Regions from separate parts of the Homo sapiens genome. Here region 1 is linked to region 2. A link is a contact called in ENCODE Hi-C or POLR2A ChIA-PET data. All regions are on one chromosome and are shown on one strand. Each heading gives the region's core, a stretch centred on a gene start or an enhancer-like site at or near the end of the contact. The rest is flanking DNA. Distances are from core to core; before and after follow the strand shown. Region 1 holds the start of HIPK1 (homeodomain interacting protein kinase 1). Region 2 holds the start of ATXN7L2 (ataxin 7 like 2).

The links. Hi-C counts contacts between places; a loop is a spot of excess contacts on that map. ChIA-PET counts read pairs that join two places held with the same protein, here RNA polymerase II (POLR2A). Pooled maps may share reads with other maps.
Region 1: a pooled map shows a loop between it and region 2 (4-fold over the local background). The contact joins the promoter of HIPK1 here to the promoter of ATXN7L2 in region 2. A Hi-C loop is called at or near these places in 1 of 37 single-sample maps with no recorded cell type and 1 of 50 pooled maps. POLR2A ChIA-PET finds 5 or more read pairs at or near these places in 1 of 52 experiments (T-cell).

The regions. Positions count from the first base shown.
Region 1 is chr1:113,926,330-113,932,375 of GRCh38, reverse strand. It overlaps HIPK1 (homeodomain interacting protein kinase 1), which reads right to left and starts at 3,052. Exons shown (of 16, transcript NM_198268.3): 1 at 2,844-3,052. HIPK1-AS1 (HIPK1 antisense RNA 1) reads left to right here and starts at 2,851. Exons shown (of 3, transcript NR_110726.1): 1 at 2,851-3,014; 2 at 3,988-4,132. RefSeq lists silencers at 2,322-2,631, 2,652-2,701 and an enhancer at 2,822-3,141.
Region 2 is chr1:109,480,743-109,486,684 of GRCh38, reverse strand. ATXN7L2 (ataxin 7 like 2) reads right to left here and starts at 2,780. Exons shown (of 11, transcript NM_001350175.2): 1 at 2,605-2,780; 2 at 563-628; 3 at 75-179. The coding sequence starts at 2,731. It overlaps SYPL2 (synaptophysin like 2), which reads right to left. Exons shown (of 6, transcript NM_001040709.2): 6 at 4,551-5,942. RefSeq lists enhancers at 2,071-2,690, 2,691-3,308 and a silencer at 2,708-2,877.

The sequences.
Region 1 (6,046 bases), core at 1,803-4,302, 4.4 Mb before region 2:
AAAAACAGATCCAAAAAGGCCAAACGAGTTTTACCCAGCGCTAATGAGTAGCAATGCTGGCAAAGGTCTTCTCATTCTTTTTCCTTAAGCACTCTGGGAAAGCACTGTACCAGGTACCCTTAAAGAATCTAAAAGAAATGTAAGTTTCCTTACCTTCAAAAAACTTAAAATGTTGCTGAAATGATATAACACATGAAAAAGAAAGAAAAATATGAAAACAGGATGTAAATTTTTCAAGTGCCAAATTATGCACTACAGGAATATATTAGGCATTTAGGAGCTGGGTTCCAACAACTAAAGGGAAGATCAGGAACAAAAACAAAAGGAACCAAAAGACAAACCAGTGATTGTTGAAGTGGTACTTAAAGGAAAATAATCTTGATGACTTGTGTTCAGAATGGCACAAAGGGAGAGGAAGGGAAGATAACGGGAGGAATAATAGTAAATTTTTTTTAAAAAGACCTAAAAAATACAGACTGCTGTTATACACTCATGCAGGTGGCAGATCAAGCAGCTCATGTTTGCAAAATTACTTCAAATTACAAGACCAGTTACAATATATAACTAACAAGCTGCACAAGTTCCAAGTGTAAGAACTTTACAAGGCCGGTATGACTCACTGATTTGTACCAACAAATCATTGATGGAGCTGTGCTTATAAAAACAAAAGCACAGAATGAAAGAAGTTTATTTTCCAAAGAATTGTGAACTTTGAGATTATCTCTTCTTTTTTTTTCTTTTAGAAGGAAGTTCTGGTTTGGTTTGAAGTCTCAAGTTACCAACGAACTTGCTCAAAAAACCACAAAACTACAGTGTCGAGAGATAAACTATTCATGAAGGTATCACCAGCAAAAGTTCTACTTGCCAACCAGAGCCAGTATATTTATAAGATCTCATTCACCATTTTATTCTAAGATACTTTACTGGCTTGGCTGCCTCCAGTTCCAACCGCAAGTACTTTACTAAAATATCTTTCAAGCCAGGAACAGTATCTTAAAGTCAATGCCACCCTTCATCATAACAGTATTATAACACAGAACCCTGAGATAATTACATGTAAAGATCCAAAATCACCAGCTGAATAATGAAAATTAGGTCAAATGATTTGTTAGATTTTAAAATGTTTTATAGAAAGCTTTAGGCTTCCATATGAAAAAAGCTAGTAATAGTTTGCATTCTCTATAATCTTACAAAAAAAAAAAAAAAACCCACAGACCAGAGATCAAAAATAGCTTTACACAAACAAAAGGAAAATTGTAGGTTTGCTGAGGGCATCAGCCACTTAATTTAACCCTATTTCATCAAGAGCGGGAAGCCACACTGCTGTTTTCACCAGTTACTAAGAAACAAGATAAAGGACAGATTGGGACAGAGAGTCTATAGCTGAAAGTATTATGTTGATGCAATTACTGAGAATTCCCAAAGTGTCACTAATAGACAAGAAAGAGCATCTAGGACTGCCTCTAAATGAGTCTACCTACAACAGAATCAGTGATTAAGTAAAGAAAAGACTTACTGGAGCTTGGGGGTTTTCCCCCCCTCTTCCCTACCCGCATCCTCCCATCCTGAACCCCCCTCCCCAAGTAGGAAAGAAAGCTCGCCCAGCATAAACACAGGCCATTGCTCACAGCTCGTCACCACAACAAACTGGAGGTTAGACCAACGCTCCTGGAGACGGAACTCCACGTCTTGGTTGCTAAGCACAAAAAGGGGACTCTTCCCCACAGACCTGTGAACAGTGTGGGCCTTACCAGAATTTTGGTTGTTTCTCCACCTTCCCCCTCCCTTTTGTTTTTTTAACGAAAGCTTTGAAAGTGGTGGCAGCAAAAGTTTCCCTTTGGGCCAGACCTCTAGATCTCCCTTGTACAGATATACATTAGGTGGGCTGGTCTCACGTAGTCTCCACCGTCATTACGAATTACAAGCCTAACGACTACAGAACATCAGCGGAGACGACAGAAAAGCTTCCACACCCACCCCACTGTCGTCCTCTCCAGGCACGGCTTCCTGGTCCCAAACAGCACAAATAACCCAAAACCATGGTGATAAGCGGAGCTGTGAAGTACACACGCACAAGCCACACACTGGGAACCTGCCACGACAGCCGGGGAAAAAACCGGCCGAGTGAGGAGACGCAAGGCGGTCCCCTGTCACTTAAGGACAACACGCCCAGGCGAGAAGTGGCAGGAGGCAGGGGGAGTTGCCCCGAAAACCAGCCCGGAGCCTCCCCACCTTCCTGGGAAGGCAATCCCCTCAGCGGCAGTGAGCGGCCGGGCCGCAAGACGCGGCGCCCGGTCCCAGGCAGGGGCCCTTTGAGGAAGGCGCCCCCGGCAGGCTGGGCGCTCCAGGAGAGCCGGCGGCCGGCCCGGCCCCGCCTCAGGGAGCTGAGGGGAAGTCGCTCCCCGCCGAGGACCCCTCCTGCCCGTCCCCACTCACCGCCGGTGTGTCTGGTTCTCAGCCGCGAGCTGGGGCTGCCGTGAGGAGGCGGCGGAGGAGACGAGATCTGGGGCCCCGCAGCCGGGTCATCATACCCCCCGCGCGAGCCGGCCCGGGCCCCGGCCCCCGCCCCCCGGAGCCGTCCCCGCGCCCGTCCCGCAGGGGGAGCCTCCTCAGCCTCCCTCCCGCTCCACCACCCAGCCCCTTCCCGCCGCCGCCGCCGCCGCCTCAGCCCCGCGCGCTCCCGCCTCGGCCTCCTGCTGCCGTCCGGGGCTACCGCCGGGCCCCTTGCTCCGCAGCCGCCGTTGTCGCCAGACCCGACGAACGGAATGCCGAGCGGCCGTCCCTCAACCCGGCCGGCCCCGCCTCGCCGGAACTATTCACCCGCCCCGCGCCATGACACCTACTGAGGCGGAAGTGCAGCTGAATGGACTCTCTAGGACGATCGCATAGTACTGATTGCAGTAGGAGTCGGTGGGCCTCGAGTAGGTGGGCCTCCGTAGGGAGCCAGCGTGGATCGAGTGCGGGGCCTGGACTTCCCGCCCCCTCCGCACTGCAGACTCTGCGGTGATTTAAAGGTGCCTGGCGGTGGTACGGGATCCAACTGTAAAATGTCATCCCAGCTAGTGTGACATCACCACAGTTTAGTGTGACACCCCCAGAGCTTGGGCAGTGTACGGGACGACAGTGCCTAGCAGAGGAGCTTCACTGCCGGTGAGGGATTACCTCAGGTTAGGCTTTAATGTTTCGTTGCCGTCTAGAGACGTTCTAGCAATGTGACATCTGTGTACCATATCTGGAAGTCTCCCTGTACGTCAAGAGCCCCTTAGGGGAGTCTCCCATTGCCGCCGTGGGAACCTGTGTTTACATTACGAGGAGAGAGAATAGCTGTACTCTGAACTCAAACGCTCAAAACATGCAGTGAGCGAATGCTAGCATAATTTTCTTGCCTCTACCAGAAGGAAGGCTGGGTATTTAGGAAACAGAACGCGTTGGGCACAACATTCTGAGAAAATGGACACAGAAAATTAGGTTATCCTAATAGAAAAGCAGTTGCATCTCCCAAAGTCAAGAGATTCTGTAGGACTTCCGATGTATCTCCTGCTGTGTAAAATATTCAGGTTCCTGAAGTGGGGGACATTTTTAGGGCAACTGTAATTTCTTCATTTTTTCCATCCCACAAGTGCTGGAGGCAGCAGTGATCTGAGCTCTAGAAAGTGACTGTCCGTCACCATCGGTATTTGCATATACTCTGTGAGGAGAAGGGCAGTTGTGGCTAAGACAAAATTCTACTATCAAGTTTTGTTTCTCAAATCTCACTCATTAACATCTTTGATTTCCTTGGATCCCCATAACACACACAGAAAACTATGATTTGTGTAAAATGCGCTGAAGTACCTTTTAAGGGAAGTCATTTGGCTTTCTCTCTGGCTTAACAACACGGGGAGCAGTTCCATTTTATCTGGAACAGGGAAGTTTATTTCCCTAGAGAACTAGGGTTACCAAAAATGTTCGATCCCACAAGGCAGTTTTGTTTGCATATTTTCACAGAAACTTCCTTCTACTACTTAAAGTCCTCACATTGGGCTGACCTGGGAAACATGAAGATAAAAAGAGTGGGTAAACATGCCTGCTTGATGAGCCAGAAAAAAAGGCAGAAACCTGTGGTCTGGGTAGAACAGATCCTGCTCAGAATGTAAGCTTCAAACATGTTTATCATGCCTTGGTTCAACCTAACTCTCTGACATGTTCCTAAACTCCTGCTCTCTCAAGTTATGTCCCTTTCCTCTTTTCAAATATCTCTCAGAATTCACCCTTTCGGGAACCTTTGCTGATTGACTCCTATTTTATTTGAATTCTGCATCATCATCTGATTACTTAAATTAACCTGTACCTTCTTTATTTATACTTGTTAACTTCTATTTTCATTGCTCTTAGGTCCTCAGTCTTTCTCACTATACGGAGAGCTTCTTAAAGTCTGTATTTTCTCCTCTTTAGTATCATTCACTCATTCATCCAGCAAACTGCTTGTGTGCCTGCTCTGTGCTATACACTCTTCTAGACACTGGGTCAGGTATGAATGAGACAGGTGAATAAAGCATGGTCTTTTCCCTCAGGGACCTTACAGTCTAATGAGGAAAAAACGTGTGCAGACATATATAAGATAAGTGAGAGAGTCGGAGAAGAACATCAGAAGTGATATTTGAGCATAGTAAGGTCAAAGAAGTTTCAAAGTTTAGTCATTTGTCCATTCAGTAACTATTTATAGAGCATCTTCTGTGTGCTAGGCACTATATAAGAAATTAAGGGGCTGGGTGTGGTGGCTCATGCCTGTAATCCCAGCACTTCGGGAGGCTGAGGCAGGTGAATCACCTGAGGTCAGGAGTTCGAGACCAGCCTGGCCAACATGGTGAAACCCCGTCTCTACTAAAAATACAAACATTAGCCAAGTGTAGTGGCGCATGCCTGTAATCCCAGCTACCCTGGAGGCTTAAGCAGAAGAACCGCTGGAACCCAGGAGAAGAAGGCTACCATGAGCCGAGATTGCACCATTGCACTCCAGCCTGGGCGACAGTGAGACTCTGTCTCAAAAAAAAAAAAAAGAAAGAAAGAAAGAAATAAAAAAAAAAGAAATTAAGGATACACAGAAGAAAAGGCATGGTCTGTGCCCTGAAGGAGCTTACAGTTAAGCAGAGAAGTTGCACGATTTGGAAGTAGTAAGGTAAATTGAGTCAGATTTTGAAAGGCAATGTAGAGCTGTTAGAAGTTTATTCGCACAGGTAGCCAGGCACAGTGGCTCATGCCTGTAATCCCAGCACTTTGGGAAGCCAAGGTGGCAGATCACTGGAGGTCAGGAGTTCAAGACCAGCCTGGCCAACACAGTGAAACCCCATCTCTACTACAAATACAAAAATTAGCCAGATATGGTGGCATATGCTTGTAATCCCAGCTACTCGGGAGGCTGAGGCAGGAGAATCGCTTGAATCCGGGAGGCAGAGGTTGCAGTGAGCCGAGATCGTGCCACTGCAGTCTAGGCTGGGCAAACAGAGCCAGACTCTGTCTCAAAAAAGAAGTTTATTCAGACAGGTAATGTGAGAGAGAACTAGTGATGGTGAAGGAAGAGGGCTAGCTGGAGTGGGTAAAGACTGGAGAAAGGGATCCTAATCAGAAAACTATGATGAGGGTTTGATTACACAGGAAAGAAGGCGAGAAGGGGCAGATATGTGAAATACATCCTCCTAAACCAAGTCAGAGCAACTGGAGAGGGAGGTGGAGCAGTTAGCAATCGGAAGCATTCAAGTTTCATTCAGGGTATGACATCCTTCTAGGGCCTACAGCCTAGATTCAGTGTTGCAGGCAAGAAGTCATTTGCCCAAGAGCGGCAGTGCTTAAGGCCAAATAGGAGAAGCTGATGAGAAGGCTGTGTCTTGAGAGAAGCTGAACCAAAAAGCTAGGCAAACTATTCAAACAAATAGTGAATCCTAGGGGCTAGGAAAAAAAAGAGAATTTAAATAGAAGCCAACAGGTTGTGAAACTGGGAAAACCAGATTAGAGTGAAGGTCTGCAGTAAACGATAAAAAGCAGAAAAGTCCCTTGAGCCAACAGGAGG
Region 2 (5,942 bases), core at 1,531-4,030:
AACTGACCCTGTCCTCAGAGTTCCATGCTCCACCTTCCCCTGTCCCTTTATCTCCTCCCTAGGGCTCCCCTCACCGCAGTGCTTCTGGAAAGCTTGAGGCTTCACCACTTGGCTGCAGTGGTTACACACAACCAAGTAGAAGTCATCATGGGCAGGGCAGTGCCCGAAGATGGACATGTCTGCAATGACAGAAGCCCATGTCACTGGGGCTGAAGATCCCAGGGTTTCTCTGGAAGATCGGAGAGCACTCCCACCCCACACTCAGAAGGCACTTCACCTCCCCGCTGATATAACAAGCTCCATGCTGAATGCTTCCAGCTTCCAGAGTTCGATCTAAGCAGTCCCAAAGGGTATACGCTTTCAGGTGAGTGGGCAATCACCTATGATTATGATCTCCAACGACAGGTCACAGGAGCCAGAACAACCGGCCGACTCGGACCTATCAAAATGAGGGTCCCCAGACAGCTGCTTCAAGCAGCCACCTCCTTCTGTAGTGTGGTGGAAAAGTGGAGCGTGGTCCTGTCTGCCCTGGGTCCCAGCCCTAATGTGTGTCGACTCCCACCTTCTTTAATGAGGGTCATGGCATCCAACTTCTTCGTGTTTTTGCTACTCTCCTCCAGCTCAGCCCCTAGAGGAGAAACACAGCTCAGAAGGGTCAGGGCCAGTTTTAGAGAGTCTCCAGCCTCTCCTTACCAGAGACTGTTCTTCCCAGAAGACAACCCAGAGGTTGTCCCCTTTCCAGAAGCCCCAAGCAGGGCCTGCAGCTCAACAGTATGAAGCCCACACTCCGTGACAAGCTCCTGGTGCTAGGACCACTTGGGGAACCTTTCAGTGGGTCCATTCTCAAATGCCCATCTTCCTTCACCTGCTGCATCTGGACTAAGATGGCCCCACTAAGAAGAATCCATCCACCTTTCTTATGGGACCCTTCACTTCAAGGTGCAGTTTAGGGTTCCACTGCTAACTAGTTGGGTGATTGTGGGTAAGTATCATCTCTTTTCTGGGCCTGCTTCCCCATTTAAAGGGGAAACCGTCCTTAACCAATGTTTCTATAAGTCCCTGAGTCTCTTCTTGAGATTTCTCGATGGGTCCTTTCTGCTACTATGTGGCATCCCAAATAGATACTCTCCCAGGTCCCCACCCCCATGAACTCAATTTTGCTCCACCTGGGTTACCATAGCATTGTCAAAGTTACACCCAGCTTCTCAGGTCCTGCACTGATAGGATGGTCACAGAGCAGAGAAACTGCTGTCTTTGGTCCTTGAGCATCTTCAAAGTCTCCTTGGTCAGCTATGCAAGTCCCTCCCCTTCTTAGAGGGCCTTTGGGCAGGGGTTGCCCTTGTACCTCAGTTTCTGGGTTAATGACAAAAACATCTTAGCTGTGCAAAGCAGCTTTTTCCCCATCCCCCTACCTCTCTCCTCCCCCCTCCCTCCTCTACGCCCCCTCCCTGTCCCTTGGGAAAAAAAAAATCAATTCTGAGTCACCAAACCCGTCTGACTCCATTTCCGGTTCTCAATGCACCCAGACCCTGACAATGGCCCCATCTTTGCCCACCCAGCATGGGGCAGCCCCAGGGTGGCCTGGGCTCCCACTTAGGTCTGCTCTCTGATGCCCATTAACAGATATGCTCCTTTCTAGGATGAGAAGATTGTTGACAATCTTATATAATATCCAGATTATGAGGGGTCGTGGGTTAGGCACGCAAGAGACAAGGGGCAGCTCCCACTCTAAGTCCGTTAAATGCAAGTGCGGGGAATGATGGATAGAACGAAACTGGGAGTCGGATGTCTCAGAGGAGAACAAGTGTCATTAGAGACCCCTCCGTGCAGTCTCCTCCTCCACCTCTTCTCACTTGCAAACTTCTTCAGGGGCGTGATGCCTGCTGTCACCCCGAAAGGCCACGAGGCCAGGTGCTCCCTGGGGCCCAGAAGACAAAGATCAGAAGAAGGGGCTGTAGGCCCGCTCACTAAGGCACTCAGGGGCCTAGAGAAGGTGAGAGTAAGAGCAGAGAGCCAAGAGGCAGGGCAAGAGGCCTGGGAAAGGACAGTGGGTTGGAGGCATGGATGGATGGACCGAAGGATGGAGGGAGGGAGGATAGATGGATGGACGGACGAACTAACGCGGAGAGGGCGGGGGTCTAAAAGCACTGCAGCTGCAGGCAAATGCCGAAAAGGAGCAGGAGGTGTGGGGCAAAAGGCGAAGGAACAAGGGGGGTGAGGAAGGGGGCACAGAAGTGGGGTGCGTGGGAAACACGTGGAGGACTGTTGCGGACAGGGAAAGCTGGAGGCAGGTGCAGGAGGGTCGCGAGCTGAGGGGCAGCAGGCAAGGAGAAAGATAAAGGCAAGCCTATATGGGGGCAGGTATTAGCGACTGGCAGAGGCAGAGGTTGGCAGGGTGGGCTGCGAGCGGTGAGCAGGCGCTAGGACCCGGAGGCGCGAAGGTGACGGAGCGGGCGGGCACTAGGACCCGGCGGGTCCTTTGTTTGGGGGGCCGGGGAGCCGGACGGCGGCTCCAGTCGGCGGCTCCCCTCAGCTGGCGGGGGCCCGGAAGGGGGGAGGGGAGATAGTGATGGGGTCCCCGGACTTTAGGGTGGCTTTACTCACCGTCAGCCGCGGGCAGGTCGGCCCGCTCCACCCACGAGCTCCAGCTCTGTCCCGCGAAGTCATCGAGACTCGGCACCCGCCGCTCCAGAGCGGCCATTGCTGCCGCCGCGCGTTCACGCACCGCCATCACCGCCGCGGACGCGCGCCCGCCCTGGCGCCGCCGCCGCGCGGCCCCCTCCCCCTCGCCCCGTCGCGGGCACGCCTCCCCTCCTCCCCACCTGCCTTTCCAGCGCAGTCTTTGCGCAAGCGCAACACAGGTTGCCTGTTCCCCGCGCCCCCCCCCCCCCCACCCACTCACAGCCTTCTGGGAAGTGTAGTCTTGGAGCGGATGCTATTGCCTACCGAGCTTGCAGCAAGAGTCCCTCCGAAATGCACAATTGCAGGGGGAAAAGAGAAGACCAAAGCTCCAGGACCTCCTCTTCTAACCCTTATGCACACATTATTTGTGCTACCAGTCCACTCTCCCAAGCTCACTGCATCTCTCCCCAGCCCCAAACCTCTCTGCCCAGACGCCCCTCTAAGCCGTGCGTCCGCCAGCTGGCTGGCGCCCCTTCCCGGGCTGGCGGCCACGAAGCGACTCCGCTCCCCTGTAGATCGAATAGGGTAGGTGCAGGGAGGTGGGCGCTGTGAATCAGAAGGGCAAGGGGAGGGAGTCTGTAGGAGGTGCTGAAGGACACAGGGGTGGTGTGGGGGAGGGCCTCGGCTCCCGTGTCGTGCCTCCTCTGTGGGAAACCCACGCTGCCCTGATGCAGAGCAGAGGGTTGGCGTGGCGTTGTCTGGATTTGAGAGGACCTGGCCAAGCTGACCAAGATCACCTGTCATGATGACAGGATGACAGAAGGCTGTCTCCGAGCCAGAGCCAGCCCCAGAACTGGGGTGGCCCCGAGGCAGCTGGTGTTTGCAGCATCTCTGCTGATCTGTCTCTCTTCTCTTGAGAACTGCGATCGATACCCTGTACAGCCTCTTCCCAAACCCTGGCTGGACCCTGACTCCATCCATCACTTTGCCTTCTTTTTCTAATGAATACTTTCTCTGCTGGAAGGGCTGCTTCTGAAGCCTCGGCATAGGGAGATTTCTCATCAGAGCTGTCATCTTCCTTGCTAAGGTCTGGAAAGTACCTTAATCATCCATTTCTTTCATCTTCTCAGCTGATAACATTTCTTCCCACCCTCACACAATCAGACAAAAGTCTGCCTACTCCATTTCCCGCCCCCCCCCCGCCGCCATCGCATTAAAAAAGTAATACTAATCCTTTTTCCTCCTCAACCTCTCACACCTCACCCCCGACGCTTGACCCTTTAGCTAAGGGGAAAACAAGTTGGGGAGCAAGACCTCAGATTTTCTTCTCCTTTTCATCCAGGGAAGGTGTAAGTACTTCAAGAATAATCTCTGAGGGCAGGGAATCTCAACCTGAGACCCACAGATGATCCCTAGGGCATCCAGGAATCAGGTAAAAATTAAATGTTCAATTGTACCCAAGGTATTTTTCTAGGGGATGTAAATGTAGTGTGTGACTCTCTGAAGAGGGATAGAGGTGCAAGTTTGTTCAACAAGAAGCTGATAGTTAAGAAAGTGAAGCATATGGCCCTCAACTCCTGACAGGAAGCCTGTTTGGGTCACAGATGGTAGGAGAACAAATGGAAACAGCTTTGTGGAAGCCACTATCTCTCACCTTTTGAGTTTGCTCCAGAATTGCTAATGAGTCCCAGTTACTTTGGTCTAATTGGGTGCCACCAAAAGAGGAGATGTCACTAGACCAGAGCCTGCTAGGAATAACTGCTCTCCTCTCTGCACCCCAAGCAACAGAGTCTGACTTTGTTGCTTGGGGTGCACAGTGGAAAGCAGTAGAATGATATCTTGGTGAAAGTCCTGATATTGGTTCAAGAACTTAAAGCAAGGGAGAGGAAGAAAAAATAAATCCCCGGAAGGACTCCAGTCTCAGATCCTTCATGGCAAGTACTTGCAGCACTGTTTATTCAAATATATAATAACAAGCACCAGAAAACAACATGCAACATTCTCCCCCCACCCCTGATCTGCAATCCCAGAAGTAGGAGGCTCATGACTATGATAGTGAAGGAAACTCATGTCCAGGAAAGGTCCTAGGTGGGCACCCTGGTGCTGGGTTAGAGTCTAGTGGGACAAAGGGCAAGTACCCTGCCCATTAGCCTCCTACAGCAGCTGGAGAAACCAGACACCTTCTTCTACCTCAGGCCCCACTTTGCAAAGCAGTGATGCCAGCCCTGGTTGGAGAGAACATGAGTCCTATGAGGCACTTGGCCCTGCCCAGCCCTCTGGAGGTAATGAGGTGAAGTAGCCTTTCCTCTTAGGGTGGCCATAGAGAGTGAGGCCGTAGCCTAAATCAAGGCTCTCCTGATGGAGAACAAGAGAGCCTCTTGAGAAGAAAGAGAACGAGGCTTCCTTGCTCTAAAGAGAGTCCTGGGCTGGGAGTCCTTGGCAGGAGTGAATATAATCTCCCCCCACCCCCTGCCCGCAACTGCTTTCCCTAGCTGAAGGCCCAGTTGCTAACTTCAGCCCCCAAATGAGAACACTACCCAGCACATTTCAAATAAATTATAAATACAGACACAGAATCCAAACAAAGATCCAGTAGAAGCTGCTCACAGACCCCCACAGAGGCCGGCTTGAAGAAAAATGAAGGTCACCCCTTTGTTCTCTGTGTCTCTGGAGCTGTAGGCAAAACTGTCCCCCCTTGTCCTTGAGTAACCATGGGGACAGCTCATGACAGAGAGTTTCAGACTTAAAAACCCTCTCACCCCATCTCCTTTCTTTCCTCCTCAAATCTCTTCCCCAAAATCTTAAACAAACAAACAAAAACTAATTCTTTCACTGAGGGACTCAAGCATTTGGGGATGTAAATCTCACCCTTTCCCCATCGGGAGGAAATGACTGGCCTGAAGTCAAAAGTCCTGACTCCTAGGTACCCCAGTAATGCACATGTTACTATGGATGGTGTTTAGAGAGGTGAGGAGGTTGAAGGGGGTTGACTCAGTCCTGAGGAGAGATTGGCACAGGGCACATTCACCTTTAGGATGCTTAGTGGGCCAATTGGCACTGGATTGGAAAGTGGTCGGATTCTTCCCTCTTCTTCCTTCCCTGGGAAGCCCTATGGCCAGGGCAGATTGAGCTGGGTAGGAAGCAAATGATCCTTACCCAGTTAACACTGATTCTCAGCCTTGGGGCCCAGAGAGGGACTGAAGGAGGTATCAGGAAGAGGATATACACTAAAGACAAATATGGAACTGGGTCCCAAAGTGAAGAAGCACCAATAGCATCGGCCTGCCCTGGACTTGAGAGGGGATAGAGACTGGGAGAAA